3 separate regions of the Mus musculus genome follow, and regions 1 and 2 are each linked to region 3. A link is a loop called in an ENCODE intact Hi-C map of the cell type or tissue named here. Cell type or tissue: heart. All regions are shown on one strand.

Evidence for each region. Hi-C counts contacts between places; a loop is a spot of excess contacts. Peaks named below come from ENCODE experiments on the same cell type or tissue, not always from the same donor. Only the 100,000 strongest peaks of a DNase experiment are listed, where the experiment ranks them.
Region 1: it touches region 3 in a loop (2.2-fold over the local background); 5 of 42 quality-filtered maps call a loop at or near these places.
Region 2: a loop joins it to region 3, with 2.7 times the contacts of the local background. A loop is called at or near these places in 3 of 42 quality-filtered maps.

What each region holds. Positions count from the first base shown.
Region 1 is chr16:3,837,558-3,842,557 of GRCm38, reverse strand. Olfr15 (olfactory receptor 15) reads right to left here and starts at 3,583. Exons shown (of 1, transcript NM_008762.2): 1 at 2,645-3,583. The coding sequence starts at 3,583. The coding sequence ends at 2,645. In heart, a CTCF peak has its summit at 2,851; no DNase peak of the experiment used is centred here; H3K27me3 peaks cover 1,191 bases.
Region 2 is chr16:4,558,320-4,563,319 of GRCm38, reverse strand. It overlaps Tfap4 (transcription factor AP4), which reads left to right and starts at 3,600. Exons shown (of 7, transcript NM_031182.2): 1 at 3,600-3,892. The coding sequence starts at 3,804. In heart, CTCF peaks have their summits at 2,346, 2,569 (motif pointing left) and 3,446; DNase peaks (open chromatin) are centred at 2,699, 2,959, 3,449, 4,629 and 1 weaker place; H3K4me3 peaks cover 2,871 bases; H3K27ac peaks cover 2,768 bases.
Region 3 is chr16:4,071,589-4,076,588 of GRCm38, reverse strand. The region is part of intron 1 of Trap1 (TNF receptor-associated protein 1); the gene reads left to right. Among named protein-coding and RNA genes, the nearest start is that of Trap1, 3.7 kb to the left of the region's middle. In heart, a CTCF peak has its summit at 2,013; no DNase peak of the experiment used is centred here.

The sequences.
Region 1 (5,000 bases), 230 kb after region 3:
TTTCTCTGTGTAGCCCTGGCTGTCCTGGAACTTACTTTGTAGACCAGGCTGGCTTCGAACTCAGAAATCCTTCTGCTTCTGCCTCCCGAGTGCTGGGATTAAAGGCATATTTTATTTTTTATAATATTTTTTCTTGAGAATTTCTTTTTTAATTTAATTAACTACTTTTTATGTATTTGGGTGTTTTGTCTGCATGCCTGGTGCCTTTGGAGGACAGAAGAAGGCACTGCATTCCCTGGGACTGGAGTTAAAGACAGTTGTGACCCACCACGTGGGTGCTGGGAATCAAACCCGGGACCTCTGGAAGAACAGCTTTTTAGCTCTCCAGCCTCCATTGTTGATAATTTCATACTGTGGCCATTAAGACGTGATCATATTCATCCCTTCGTTTTAAAGGGAGAACTTCTAATTCCTGCACTTTGAATCTCAGGCAGGAGGATAGCCATGAGCTGAAGGCCATCTTGACCTACAGTGTGAGTCTCAAAACAGCAAAAAGTACAAAATCATTAGGGATTCCTTGCAGCAGAGACCCATGATGCCCTTACTTCCCCTTATAACTGGTGAAGTTTTTCTCCCCTTCCTCTGTGGTTTTCCACTCCCCTAACTCCTAGTCAGTTTTACGGTGTTCTTTACTTTCCAGAAGGAAGTTCTGCCGAACTCCAAAGTGTTTAAAGAATAATTCTATTTCTCCCTGCATTTCTTGTAGTTATTTCAAAACTCAAATGAATTGAACAGAGGACATGACTGCCCTGTCTCCTTGTAATTACGACTCCCACAAGTCAGCCACACTCTGCTCCCAGATAACTGTAGGAACTTGGGTGCCATAGCTTGTCTTTGAGAAGCTGACCTGATCTGACCTGACCTGATCGAGTGTGCTGACTGGTATTTTGTGCCTTCAAGATGATACACTTTGATGAGATCCAGGATGATGGCTCATCCTGGAAACTATTGCTATGGACACGATTGGAAAACTAAGTTGTGGCTTTGATCTGAACTGGAGAAACAAATTCAGGCTAGGATAGTGTTGTTAGATTTTTAAAGGGGAATTATGAAAATTTGGAAGGGAAAATGTATCTGTGCTCGTTCCATTCTATTCAAGGGACGAGATAACCCAAACCAGCAAATGTGAAAATGGTCTGCATGGAGCATTTAGTTCTTACCATAAGAAGGTGATCCATAACACTTAATATAATTTCATTCACTAGCACTTATCCAGCATATACTTTGTAATAGGCAGGCAAATACAATAACAGAAATGGAAGCAAAGCGGCAGATCCTTTGAAACTACTTCTAAAACCTATTAATTTTCTCTTTTCTAATAATGTAGCTGCTAAACAATTGTCCCATATTAATATAGCTTCTGTCTAGGCATAGGGTGTGTAAACTGTGGTGGCGGATGAGCGGTTTTTTTGTTTTGTTTTGTTTTGCCATTCTAGCAATGAGCAAAGTCATTTAAGAAAATAAAAGAAATACTTGAAGATACAAGAAAAGGAAAATAATAAAAATTGGAGAGGAGTCTCAGAAGAAAATTTACAAGAGCTTATAAGTAAATTTGAAGTATATACTAAGGTAAGGACAGAGGAGGAAGTACGCGAGAGAAGAGGAAGCCACCACGAGGGGCGATAGACCATGAGTACATGGCCAGGAGAAAGAGCAAGTATCTGGGGTACATTGCTGGGGAGGTAGCCAGGCCAGCAGTTAGAAAAATAGATTAAAAATAACCAAAGTCTGAGTCCCATTTATTTGTGAGCTAGTCAGGGATAAGCTTAAATTGCTTGTACTACATACAATATAGGTGTTATTGTTCCAACACACAAGTTTCTTGAGATAAGTTTTGTTCTAAACCAGTTGCTGGATTTCTGGGACAGTAGTGCTGGAAGATTAAAACTTGAAACAGAGGACATGCTTAATGGACAGACTACCCTCCTAAACTTGCTTAAGGAACCATAGCATATCCCATAGTCCACTGACTCATAGCAAACCCGATGGCTCTGGCTGTCAGCTGCAATGATTTAAACAAAGCCAGATGGAGACATTTTAGGCTAGTATTGAAAGGCAAATGGTCTTGCCTATCTTTTCTTATTAATTATCACATTGGATAGAAGGTAAATTTGGATGCAGACATACAGAAAAGGATAATCAGGTGAGAAGGAGATGGGAAGCATGAATAGTTAGCCTGTATGTAGTACTAAGAAGAGACAGAGAACCGGAACACGATGGTGGATGGCTAAGATACCAAGATGAATTCTATTTTCATCTGAAGTTGATAACGTGTGGTGTCAATTCATGGAATTACAGAAAATTATACAAGAAACTTCACGTTTCTTTCCTTAGGAAGTAAAAAAAATTCATCAGAATTATGCTATAACACATAATGTGGACCTCAGAGTCAGGGACACTGAAATGGATCTGTTGTAGGTCAATAGTCTCTGGACCTACAACGATACATATCTGCCCTGTTACCTGTGGTCCACAGTCGTATTTCTGGAAAATAAACAAAGAATGTCTCAAGTAACACTAACCATCTTCCAAATGTGTAGAATTGTCAGGAATATGCATTGGCTTTACTGAAGACAGAACTTCTCATAAGAAAACAGAATGCAAGGTGGAGAGGCAATAAGAAATGAAGACGATTGTGCTGTCCTCAGCTGGCTCCTCTTCCTTTCCCCAGCAATCTTCCCAGGGCCCCCTTCACTTCTTTGTTTCTTAGAGTATAGATGAGCGGATTCACCATGGGTGTGACCACAGAGTAGAAGAGAGAAATGAATTTTCCTTGGCTTTGATTACTGCTCTTAGCTGGAAGCAGATACCCATAGATCGCAGAGCCATAGAAGAGAAACACTACCACCAAGTGGGAGACACACGTATTGAAAGCCTTTCGACGTCCCTCCACAGAGCGGATCTTCATCACTGCCTGAGCAATGAAGCAGTAAGAGACCAGGATGACGCTTACTGGGACCACAGTGAAGAAGGTACAAACACCATTGAGCACCGCCTCATTGAGACTTGTGTCTCCACAGGCCAATTTAATCATGGCGGGTACCTCACACAGGAAGTTGTCCACTTTTCGGTGTCCGCAAAATGGGAGCTGGAGAGTGAATGTTGACTGAATCACGGAGTTGCCTAAGCCACCCAACCAGCTAATAGCAGCCAGCCCCCAGCAGAGGCGAGGATTCATGACGGTCATGTAGTGCAGGGGCCGACAAACTGCCACATACCGATCAAATGCCATCACCACGAGCAGTATGCACTCAGTAGCCCCCAGCCAAAGGAAAACATAGAGTTGAGTTACACACCCACCATAGCTGATTGTCTTGTCTGGCCCCCATAAATTTTTCAGCATCTGAGGGACTGAACTGGTAGTAAAGGCAAGGTCTAGAGAGGAGAGGTTGCTGAGGAAGAAGTACATGGGTGTGTGGAGCCGAGCATCAAGGCGCGAAAGCAGGATGATGGTCAAGTTCCCAACCAGCGTCAACAAGTAAGAGGCCAGGATGACAGCAAAAAAGATGATCTCCAGATGGGGATGGTCAGAGACACCCATCAGAATGAAGCTCCCAGAGGAGCTGTTGCTGTCCACCTCCATCACCGGCTGCCTCAGTCACTGAAGTTTGCTCAGGCAAGGGAAGAGGCAGCTACTGCTAAACCTGCATCCAAAGTGCACCTCAGGCTCCGCAGCTAAAGCCCAGTCCACCCTTCCTGGCCACGAGCTTTCATGCAAGCCCTGGTTGTCAGTTGAGCTGGGATGTCAAAAGGGACCTAGCACAGAGATGAAGGGAGTGCCTTGTGAGGACAGACAACAGCTAGGGCAACAGGTCAGAGGGGCAGGTTAGATCAGATACCTTCTCAAAACACCAATTTCCTCAGCCAAGTTTTCTTTTGCTCTAAGAGGGAAACACACAGTGAATTTGGAAAATCTCCCCGGAAGTTACTGATAGATTTCTTTCTCAGGCTTGAAAGGATGGCTCAACATTTAAGAGCACAGAATGCTCTTGCAGAGATTCCAACTTTGGATTTCAGCGCCCTTATCTCACAATAGCCTATAAGTCCAGTTCCAGGGAATCTGACATGCACTTCTGGCAACTGCACATATGTGAACATACCACCCAAAATTCATGCCTACATGATTTAAAATAAAGTCTTTTTTTTTTTTTTTTGGACAGTCTGTCATTATACAGCCCTAGGCAGACTGGAAGTTGCTGTGTAGACCAAGCTAGCCTTAACAGAGATCCCACCTGCTCTGTTTTCTGAGTATTGAGATTAAAGCCATGTGGCACCATGACCATCAAAATAAATAATCTTTAAAATAAATAATCTTTAAAGAAATTCCTTTTCTCTGTCTTTTATAGTCCTCTCTTCTCAAATTAAAACTCCTGGTCTGGAAAGATCATCATGTGTCTATCGGATCTCAAAAAAAAAAAAAAAAAAAAGAGAGATGGTAGGAGCTGGAGAGATGTTCAGCCATTGAGAGCATTGGTTGCTCTTCCAGAGGACCAAGGTCCAGTTCCCAGCAGCCACCTGGAGGCTCACAACTGTCTGCAACTCAAACTCTGATAGATCTGATGCTTTCTTCTGCCCTCCATGGGCACTGCATACATGCAGCACACATATATACACGCAGGTAAAACATACACACCCAAAATAATTTAAAAAACTAACGAGAATACTGAATATTCACCATACACAAAAAGCATGAATTTGTCAGTGAAGAAGGTGAATATAGAACAAATAAACACATGCCAAAAAAGCTTAAGTCAAATGTGTGAAATATATAAGTGGATTTTCTGTAAGGAAGTTAAATCAATCTACATGTGTCCATAGTAAGGGAAATTAAAATATACCTGATAATTTGAAGTCTACTGTGTTTACTGCTAAACCAAGGAATCATTCTTAACATTCTCAAAGCAGCAAACACACTCTTGTCAATAACAGCCAATTAACATCTCCTTGGGCAGTGTGTGTGTGCACAGAAGTCAGCCTTAAGTGTTATTCCTCAGAAGTGG
Region 2 (5,000 bases), 490 kb before region 3:
GAGGTGGTTGTGAGCTGCTATGTGGGTGTCCACAATCCAACCTGGTTCCTCTGGAAGAGCAGCCATCGCTCTTAACCACTGGCCGTTTCTCCAGCACACACACTCCCCTTTTGAGACAAAGGCTCACTAAGAAATGTTGCCTGGCCTGGAACTTGTTATTAGATCAAGCTGTCTGAAAACTCATAGAACTTTGTCGAGTTCTGCCTCTAGGATGTGAGATTCAAACTGTGAGCCATCACTGCTGCTGGCATTATTTTTAATCATGTGTGTCTGAGCACTTGTGTATCTGCATGTATATGTGCGTGCCTGTATACATGTGTGTCTGCACATGTGTGTGGCACCAGAGGCAGCCAGAAGGGGGCATTAAATTTCCTCCAGGTGGAATTACAGGTGACTATGAGCCAGCTGATAAAGATGCTGGGAATAGAACTCTGGTCCTTTGGCAAGCCAGCAAGTGTTCTTAACTGCCCAGCCATCTCTCTTTGGATGTGAGGTTTTAAATGTCAACATTTCAAAGTACTTCAAGAATGAGAGTCCTCGTGGGTCTGCCACATCCCTTCCCTGTATCATGTCATCTCTTTTGGAAGGAAGGGGCCAAAGACACTCACACTCTGTACTCTGGATCAGGTTAAGGTCACAGCTAATCAAGGATAACCACAGGGGTAATGCTCAGAGGGGTACATAAACGTCTAAATAAGACCCCGATTGTGGGAAGCCATTGTAGAGTGGCAGTTGCAGAGTGGCAGTTGGCTACTGCTGGCCACCACACATACATAGGCAGTAAAGGTTCTTTTGCCAAGATGAGGTTTTGAGAATTAACCAAAGTTAACCAATCAGATGAGAGAGAACGCCTCTCCTAGGCCTATATAAGCAGCACCAGTTCTGGGCTTGGGGTCACTTTGCCTCTGCAATCAAGCTCTCCCAATAAACATGTGTGGAAGGATCCTGTTGCAGCGTCGTTCTTCCTGGCCAGTTGGGCGCACGCAAGACCCTATTATAAAGCTGTGTGAGGGGGGCTAGTGAGATGGCTCAGTGGATAGGAACACCAGACTGCTCTTCCGAAGGTCCAGAGTTCAAATCCCAGCAAACCACATGGTGGCTCACAGCCATCCTTAACGAGATCTGACTCCCTTTTCTGGAGTGTCTTAAGATAGCTACAGTGTACTTACATATAATCAATAAATAAATCTTTTTAAAAAAGCTGTGTGAGGCTGTGTGTGGTAGGATTTAAAAATCTCTGGTGGTACACACCTAATACCCCAGCACTTGGGAGGAGGTGTTTGAGGCCAGCCTGGGGTACAGGAGACTCTTATCTCAAAAAACAAAAACCAAGGGCTGCAGAGATGGTTCAGCATCCAGCACTGGCTGCTCTTCCAGAGGAGCTGGGTTCAATTTCCAGCACCAACATGGTGCTCACAACCATCTTTAACTCCAGTCCTAGGGGATCAGATGCCCTCTTCAGATGCCTTAGAGAGCACCAGGTTTATACCTGATGTACAGAGACACCCACAGGTGAAACAATCATACACACACATACACACATCTGTGCAGTGGTGGCTCCTTTAATTCCAGAGGAAGCAGGGGGTGGGGGGAGGAATCTCAGTGAGTTCTGTGACAGTCAGGGCTATATAGTGAAACCCAGTCTGGGGGTGGAGGTGGGGTGAAATTGCCTTTTTTCATATTCTTTACTTCCTTTAAACTTTTAAAAATTAATTTCTAAGTATGTATGTATGTATGCTAAAGTGCACATGCCAAGGTCAGGAGAGAATTTGTGGAAGCTGGTTCTCTCTTTATACCACGGGGATTCTGGGAATAAAAACCAGGTCATCAGGCTTGCAGGCCAACATCTTTACCTATAAAGCCATTTCACCTGCCTTCCTGATTTTTTCTTCTCCCATTTCTTTGTCTTTTTTTTTTTTTTTTTTTTCCCCGAGACAGGGTTTCTCTGTATAGCCCTGGCTGTCCTGGAACTCACTTTGTAGACCAGGCTGGCCTCGAACTCAGTAATCCACCTGCCTCTGCCTCCCAAGTGCTGGGATTAAAGGCATGCGCTACCACCGCCTTGCTTCTTTGTCTTTTTTAGAGGCACGATCGTATCTTCGATCTCCAAGCGCTAGAATTCTGGATTACAGGTGTGCAACTGCACAGCCCAGCCGGCTAGGAAGTGCTGCTTTTCAAGTTACGTGTCCCTGGGATTAGATGCTAATTGATCTGGCATCTACAGTTAGAGATCAGGTTGGTAATATTGAACAATGTTTTCTAATAATACCCAACAATTGTTATAAATAGAAGTATTTCAACTAAGAGGCTCGATTTGGGTGGAACCTTGGAAGGCAGCGAATGGGTCTGGGAAAGGCGCTGAGCTGGAGCGAGGACATTCCGAGGCAGGCGTGGGCTTCCTGAGCCTGGGGCCAAGCCCTCCAGGAGTCTGGGGAGGGCCGGGACCGGAAGGTGGGGGCGTGTCAGAGGACGGAAGCTCACCCCTAAAACGTCCCCTCCCTTGCCCCAGACCACCACTCCCCCCCCATTGTAGAGCGCGCCCTCTGGCGGTGGAGCAAGTTTTATCCCGCCTTCCCCATGAATGAGAAGCTGCAGCCCGCTGCGCGCGAAGTCGGAAAGTAAGGTAGTGAAAGAGGCAAGACAGGACCTGGCAGCCACCACCAGACCTCTAATGGATATTCGGACCGCGCTGGCAGCCTGCCTCAGGGCCGCTGCTGTTCTGGCTTGCCTCCGCCCTTCCCTTCCTTCCCACTTGCTCTCTCTTCCTATGGCAGCCCCAAACATCCGAGGTACCTTGCGCACCTGCCTGTACCCTTCGCAATCTAATTTCCTAGCACCAGTCAGAGTTTGGGCCAGGCAGCCACCTGGGTAAAGACGGAGGGAGGAGGCTGGCGGGTGGTCAGAGTCAGCCCCAAGTTACTTGTGGGAAACAGTGGCTATGACGCAAGTTTCCAGGGGGCCCGGGTCGGCTCGAAAGGGAGCGCGCCAGAGTGGCTCTGCTCCGCTCCGTGCAGTGGCAATTATGAAAATGCAAAAGCCTGAAGCACACACCCAAAAGAGCCTTCCCTTTGCTGCTGCAGCCCCGCCCAGCGCGTCCTCCAGGATAGCGGTGCGCAAAGACCCCGCACTGGGCAGTCCTCACCGGACCCTGGACTGCACAGACTGGGATCCCGTGCGGTGGGGCTGGCCTTTTTTTTTTTTTTTTTTTTTTTTTTTTTCTTTTTAGCTACGCTTGCCAACCTGTCAGCTGATGGACCTCATCACCCATAGTGGCGCATGTAGCTGGGCCGCTGTTCACTCCATTCACATCGTGTCCCCCCACAGCCAGCTGTCGACCCCTGATTCCTGATCCCAGGGTTAAGTCTGCAGACCCATGTAGTAGTCGGTCCCAAGGAGCTTGCGCCCTTCTCGCCCCAGCATCCAGTCGCCCTGGGGGGGGCGCTGCAAATAGTCCTTTGTTTACATGCAATTCCTTACTCCGCGGAAGGAGGCCGGGGAGTGCTGAGTTTTCACCAGCTGTTTCCCGCCTTGAAACAGACATCTGATCAGCTGCAAACACACACACACACACACACACACACACACACACACATACACACGCCCGGGGAGGCAGGCTGGAGAGACCTCCCGCCCGCCCCTCCCGCCCGCCTCCCTCCCCTCGCCGCTGCTGCTGCTGCCGCCAGCATCTGGGACCGGCCGATTCTGCACCTCCGTCCGGCGCTGCCCTTTGATTCGGATTTCCATCTTGCATTCTCCGGCTGACCGCGAGACCTGGCTCGTGCACAGGAGGGGGGCCTATCGCTATGGAGTATTTCATGGTGCCCACTCAGAAGGTGCCCTCTTTGCAACATTTCAGGAAAACAGAGAAAGAAGTGATAGGAGGGCTCTGTAGGTGTGTACTGCTCCTCCCCCCAACCCCTTCTTCCCATTGCAGCCCCCGGCCAGCCCGCCCGGGCGGGTGCGCGTGTGCGCACGCATGGCTCGCGCCTCCGAGCTCGCTCGCCTTTCTTAGCTACTGGGTCCGCTGCAGTCTCTGGAACCCTGCTTGCGTTGCCTAGGGACCCTCTTCCCTTGGAACGTGGGGACCCCGAGAGGTTCTGTCCACTTTTGTCCGCTGCAGGCGGGCGAGTCGCGACGTTTGTAAATTGCAAACAGACCCACGTGGTGCTGCAGCAGTCCCGGCCATGCTTGCTGCTGGTGGCTTTCACCCAGCGCTTCCTCCTCCCCCCGCCAGCTTTGGCTTCCTTCCTTTTCCTTGCTTACTCGCGCTTTCTGGGAACCCTCTTCTAAGGAGGTCGTTTTGGGGGGGGCCCGGAGTGTGCGAGAGGACAGCTACAATGCTGCCATGCCGCGGTTCCAGGCTGCGGGGAGGGGGGGCGGGGAGCCGGGTGGTGTGAACGTTTGCAGAGAACAGGGCTGCAGCAGGGTTGGGGGCGTGCTCGCTCGAGGTTGCGAGGCGTACGTGGACCTTTAGTGGCCATGCTTCAAGCAGGGAAGTTGCGGTCCCCCACACGTTGGCAGTCACTAGTCGCACGTTCTCCGCCCGCGCTCGGGTGCTGTTTACTAGCGAGGCCTGGACGTGACTCTGCAGCCCTCTTGGAGTAGGCGGGCCTCTGCGCGCACGACCTCACGGGAGCTGTAGTTCTCTATGCCGGGTCGGTGCTGCATTGTGGGACTTGTAGGCGCTTCGGGGCCACGCTTTACTTGCACAAAGCTCGGCCGTAACCAACTAGGTGGGCTAAGCAGGCCAGGTGGGGAGGCCTTTTGATGAGGGTGCGTCTTAGGTTGCTTCAGGGCTCTAGTCTACTTCCTGTTGCATATGGGTCTGCAAACTTTGCTGTCCCACTTCTGTTCCTCAGTCATAAATGCAAAGCGTTGAATCTCCTGGTCGGGTGGGTGGTCGGAGGTCTCTCTTGAGATACCCCTTAGTGAGCTTGATCCTACCTAGGTTGCCCCAGATCCACTCGCTACTAAATCGCGATTGACCAGTGGCCGAATCT
Region 3 (5,000 bases):
CAGAGAAGCTGGTTTTACTTAACAGTGGATCCGTATCTTCTCTGATTTCTTGTGTATCTTTGCATCATGTTCTGCAAACACCTTCTCAACCTTGGCTGGTTTGCTCAGTCTGTTCCCAAAGTTGACTCTGGAGTCTAGCTCAAGTTTTTTATTTGCAACATTGGTGCTCCTTTTCACCGACTTTGCCTGCTGCTGTGGTGGCACTAATTCTCCCTGGGTCTTAGGTGGAGAAAATACATACATAGTATCCATTTCCTATTGGAGAGATTGCCACTTCATTAAAGATTTCAGCCTGCTTCCTTGTGTTCCTTCTGGGAAGTATCAGCTATCAAGAACCCCGTGCTGTTGGTTGATTGGTCAATTGGTTGTTTGACTCATTGTTTCTCCAGAGCTTCCCTGATTTCTGTCTTTGCTGATGCTCCTAAGTTCATGCTTGCCATCTATAATAAACTTGTCAAGGTAGGATACAACTAGAAGGCCAGACAGGAAGTGGCACTCCATGTAACTAGCTCTCACCTGTGTCTTCTGTAAATTGGAGATGGTCTGACATTTGTAATTGATAGGTTATATCTCCACAGCCAGTGAGATAAACCAGATTAGATTATAGTAAAGGCAGGTCTATTGGGAAGCTGCTCTCTCGAGTTCACTGACCCCAAGGACCAAGGCCAGGAAAGTTGCCTTGGGAAGGGGTGTGTGTGTGTGTAGGGGGCAGAGAAAGAGACAGAGCGAGACACACATCAAAATGTCTAGATTATATAAGAAGGAACGTCTAGAGGAAGGGCAGCCCAGCCCCTGGGCTGGAAAGTTTAGGATTAGGGGCAGGGTATGCCAGGTAGGGAGTGAGATACTGAGAGAATCTAGAGGCCAGGTCTGCTTTAGTGTGTAAAATATGTACCTCAGTCTCTTGTGCCAGGGACTGAAACCCAACAAGAATTGCAGAAAAACAGCCAGCATATCTCACAACTTAGAACACTGCTTGCCTGTGAGTTACCATTATGAGCAGAGCTCTAGTACGGACAGTTACAGATCTGTAGGGAAGGTGGGTGATCTTTTTGAAGTAGAAGTTCACAGCTCATGTGTTTTCACCCCTTGCTCGCTTGAGTGGTTCCGGGTGATTTTTTTTCCTCCTCTTGAAAGCTCAACTAAGAAGCTTCTGCAGGGTGCCCAGAACCAGTCTCAGGCTGGAGAAAAATCTGCTTTTGTAATAGATGCATTGGCTTATGAGATGAAAAGCTTGTCTCTGTTGTAATTCAGTAAAGTTAATTATATCTTAACAAGTTTATTAAGGAATGCCCTAAACCAGCACTGGAATGAGCCGTATAGATAGGAGAGTGAGTGGTGAATGGGAGAGGCTACTGTGAATAGTGGACAGGACAGGCTTGGGAGGACAACACGGGAGGCCCTGAGCCAACTCTTAACAGTTCCTGTGGAAAAGGGATGTGGTTGTGGCTAGGGGGGAACATGGGCACTAGGTGTGTGTGTGTGTGTGTGTGTACACATGCATGTCTGCAATATCACAGTCACATTATCAGTGCTACTGTGTAAGTCCCAAGCCACCCAGCACTTTAACAAGAGACTGTGGCCTGCCTGCCGTTGAGGTTTTTGTGGCTTTTCATTTAGGGTGTGGGGGAAACGTGAAGACTGATACTATGCAGATGGTGTGTTTAGTGTCTGATTCAGGCACATATATTAAGTTGTTGGTTTATTCTTTAGACAGTTAAGCTAACCTGGAATCAAATCTGGTATCTGGTTCTGCCCCCCCCCCCTTTGTTTTCCAAAGATTTTTTTGTTTGGTTTGTTTTGGTTTGTTGTTTTTAGACAGGGTTTCTCTGTGTAGCTCTGGATGTCCTGGAACTCACTCTGTAGACCAGGCTGGCCTTGAACTCAGATCCACCTACCTCTGCCTCTCTGCCTCTGCGCTGAGATTAAAGGTATGCACCACCTTTTTTGATGGATATATTTTACAAATATACGGGAGAAGAGGCTGGTGAAATGGCTCAGCAGTTAAGAGCACTGACTGCTCTTCCAGAGGTCAACCACATGGTGGCTCACAAATGAAAAACCTATGGGCTGGAGCAAGTGGGCCAGAGCAAGAGGGAGAAGGGAAGGGGGGAGGGGGAAGGTTGGGCGACACCGGAGAATCATGCAATGCAGCCTGTGTGTCTGCACACTCCTTTGCAGCTGGGCTTGCCATGGCAGAATTTTTCGTCTCATCCGTATTGTTTACTGTGTCTTCTGCTTTTATCTTCAAAATAAAGCACACCCCATCTCTTCTACTGTATTGTGACTTTTGCTGTTGAAGTAGCACTGGTGGCTAGACCTTTGTCTTAGTTCTGGTTTGTCTTAACTGGCCATCCCCACGGCACACACACCAGCAGCAGGAAGTTTGCTCATCTGTCCCTGGCTCCCTTCATAGAGAGGATAGGCTCAGTTACAGGTCCATAGCAATCATGGTAAGGAGCTTGGTGACAGGCAGCCATGGTGCCGAGAGGCAGCTGAGAGCTCATATCTCATCCACAATTTGTAAACAGAGAGAGCTTGGTTTTTGTTGTTGTTTTGGTTTTGTTCTTCTATTTTGAGACTGTCTCCCAAAATTTAATTCAGACTGGTCTTCCTGCCTTAGTTCTTCAAGTGCTAGTATTACAACTATGCACCATTCAAATTATTTATTATTGTGTGTACAGAGGTCAGAAGATGACTCTTGAGAGATCAGTTTTTTGGCAATTTGCAGGTTGCAGGGATCTAAGTCAGGTTATCAGGCTTGTGGTAAGCACTACCCAAAGGAGATCTGTCTGCTTTTTCCCCCCAATGGTAAAATTACTGACTTTCTCTTTGAAGTCAGCAAATGTTTTTTTAGGTAACACTAATATTGTATAGTTGTTTGCTGACATCTGTCAGTAATTTCTGTCTGAATGAGATTTATCTGTTTGCTTTTTTTATCATTCCATGGCAGTTTCCCTGAAAGAAGAAGCCGTACATTAAAGTATGGATTAATACATTCTAGACTGAAGTCTGTAGTCAGTTACTGCTAACATTTTGGCTCAAATCATCCCAGGTTCTACTACTAAAAATAACTTCATTTCTGAGTTCTTCAGGGCTCACCTCTGCCCTCCACAGAGCACTTGTTCCTTCATTGGGGGATGCAGAATAATTCCAGTTTGCCCAGGGCCAGTGTGTTCTTGAGAAAGGGCCTGTCAGGAGTGACTACTACCATTAGTGACTACCTAATGGTGCTTGGTGCTCTCAGGGTGTTATCAGTCACCCTGGGACTACTGATGCATATATATAGCATTGACATTGATAGTGTGTGTGTGTGTGTGTGTACATATATATAATAGTATATATTATAGGCAGGGTTAGAAAATACATGTGGACGTAGAATGTACTCACACAGGGGCACACACTTGTGTGTTCACTTTTGTTTCTGGTCTACATGTACAAGGGATCTCATGGTATCTTCACTTAAAGGGTAATGATGCTGGTCTTAACTCTTCTCCCTTTCCTTCCTCCAGGTTTGAGGGCCCCGGCTCACTGGCAGTGTATTAGTATGCTTGACCTCAGTCTATACCCAGGACAGTTTCAGCCTTCATAACTGAGTCTGATGAATAGATTTGCCAAAATGTGCAGTCCTAGTGGAGGTCAGCTTTGTAACATGCAGTAAAAGTCACATTTTCTGCACATTTCAGTCGGCTTCGAAACATTTTTAAAATCACACTGGAAACCCAATTAACTGATATCATATTCACCAAGTGTGTTTATGGTGAGGATAGCAGGGACTACTGTATGTCTTCTAACTGTTGTGGGAGAGAGAGGTATGCTGCTTCCATGTCCCTATGCTTGCATCCTGAGTGACAGATGATATGCCTTTTATGTCTTCTGGAAATTTGACAATGTTCTTCAATATTTGTGGTTGTACTGGCTGGTTTTATGTGTCAACTTGACACAGGCTGGGGTTATCACAGAGAAAGGAGCTTCAGTTGGGAAAATGCCTCCATGAGATCCAGCTGTGGGGCATTTTCTCAATTCGTAATCAAGAGGGGAGGTCCCCTTGTGGGTGGGACCATCCCTGGGCTGGTAGTCTTGGGTTCTATAAGAGCAAGCCAGGGGAAGCAAGCCAGTAAAGAACATCCCTCCATGGCTTCTGCATCAGCTCCTGCTTCCTGACCTGTTTGAGTTCCAGTCCTGACTTCCTTTGGTGATGAACAGCAATGTGGAAGTGTAAGCCAAATAAACCCTTTCCTCCCCAGCTTGCTTCTTGGTCATGATGTTTGTGCAGGAATAGAAACCCTGACTAAGACAAATTGGTACCAGCATAGTGGGGTATTCCTGTGACAGCCTGACCATGTTTTGGGGAGGACTGTGGAAGGACTTTGGAACTTTGGGCCAGAAGATCCATTTGGTGTTAAGAGCTCTGTCGAATGTTGTGAAGGAGCTTGGAAGATAATGTTGAGAACAGTGCAGAACATGGAGGCCTGGCTTGTGAAATTTCAAAGGGAAGATTAAAGACTTTTTTTCGGGGCCATTGCTAGTTTGATTGTGAAGATTCTGTGGTTCTGGTTAGCTGGGGCTGAAGAATCAGCTGTGATTAACAAGATACCAGAACTACTAAAGCAAAACCTTTGCATTACTGGGACTATTGATGCTGGTTAGCTGGAGCTAAGAAATTAGTGGTGATTAAGACAAGACCAGCATCATTGAGGTGACATCTTCTGGGAAGTGTTTTTTGAGAGCACAGAGGCTGTGTTCCAGAGATAGCCAAGGTTGTACCTTGTGCTGTGGCTGGAGTTGGTAATGTGTAAGAGTTACCCAGGTGGTACTGGTTTTGAAGGCATGAAGGGGTCACTCAGAGCAGCTGAGGCTTGGCACTGTGAGAGGGCATGGAAGGCCATTGGTGAAGATGCGGCCTCAGTTGCAATTGATGGCCCAGGACTGAAGGGATCATGCAAAGGAGTTGAGGCTTGGCACCATGAAGAGAGCCTATGAGAGGTTATTGGTGAAGC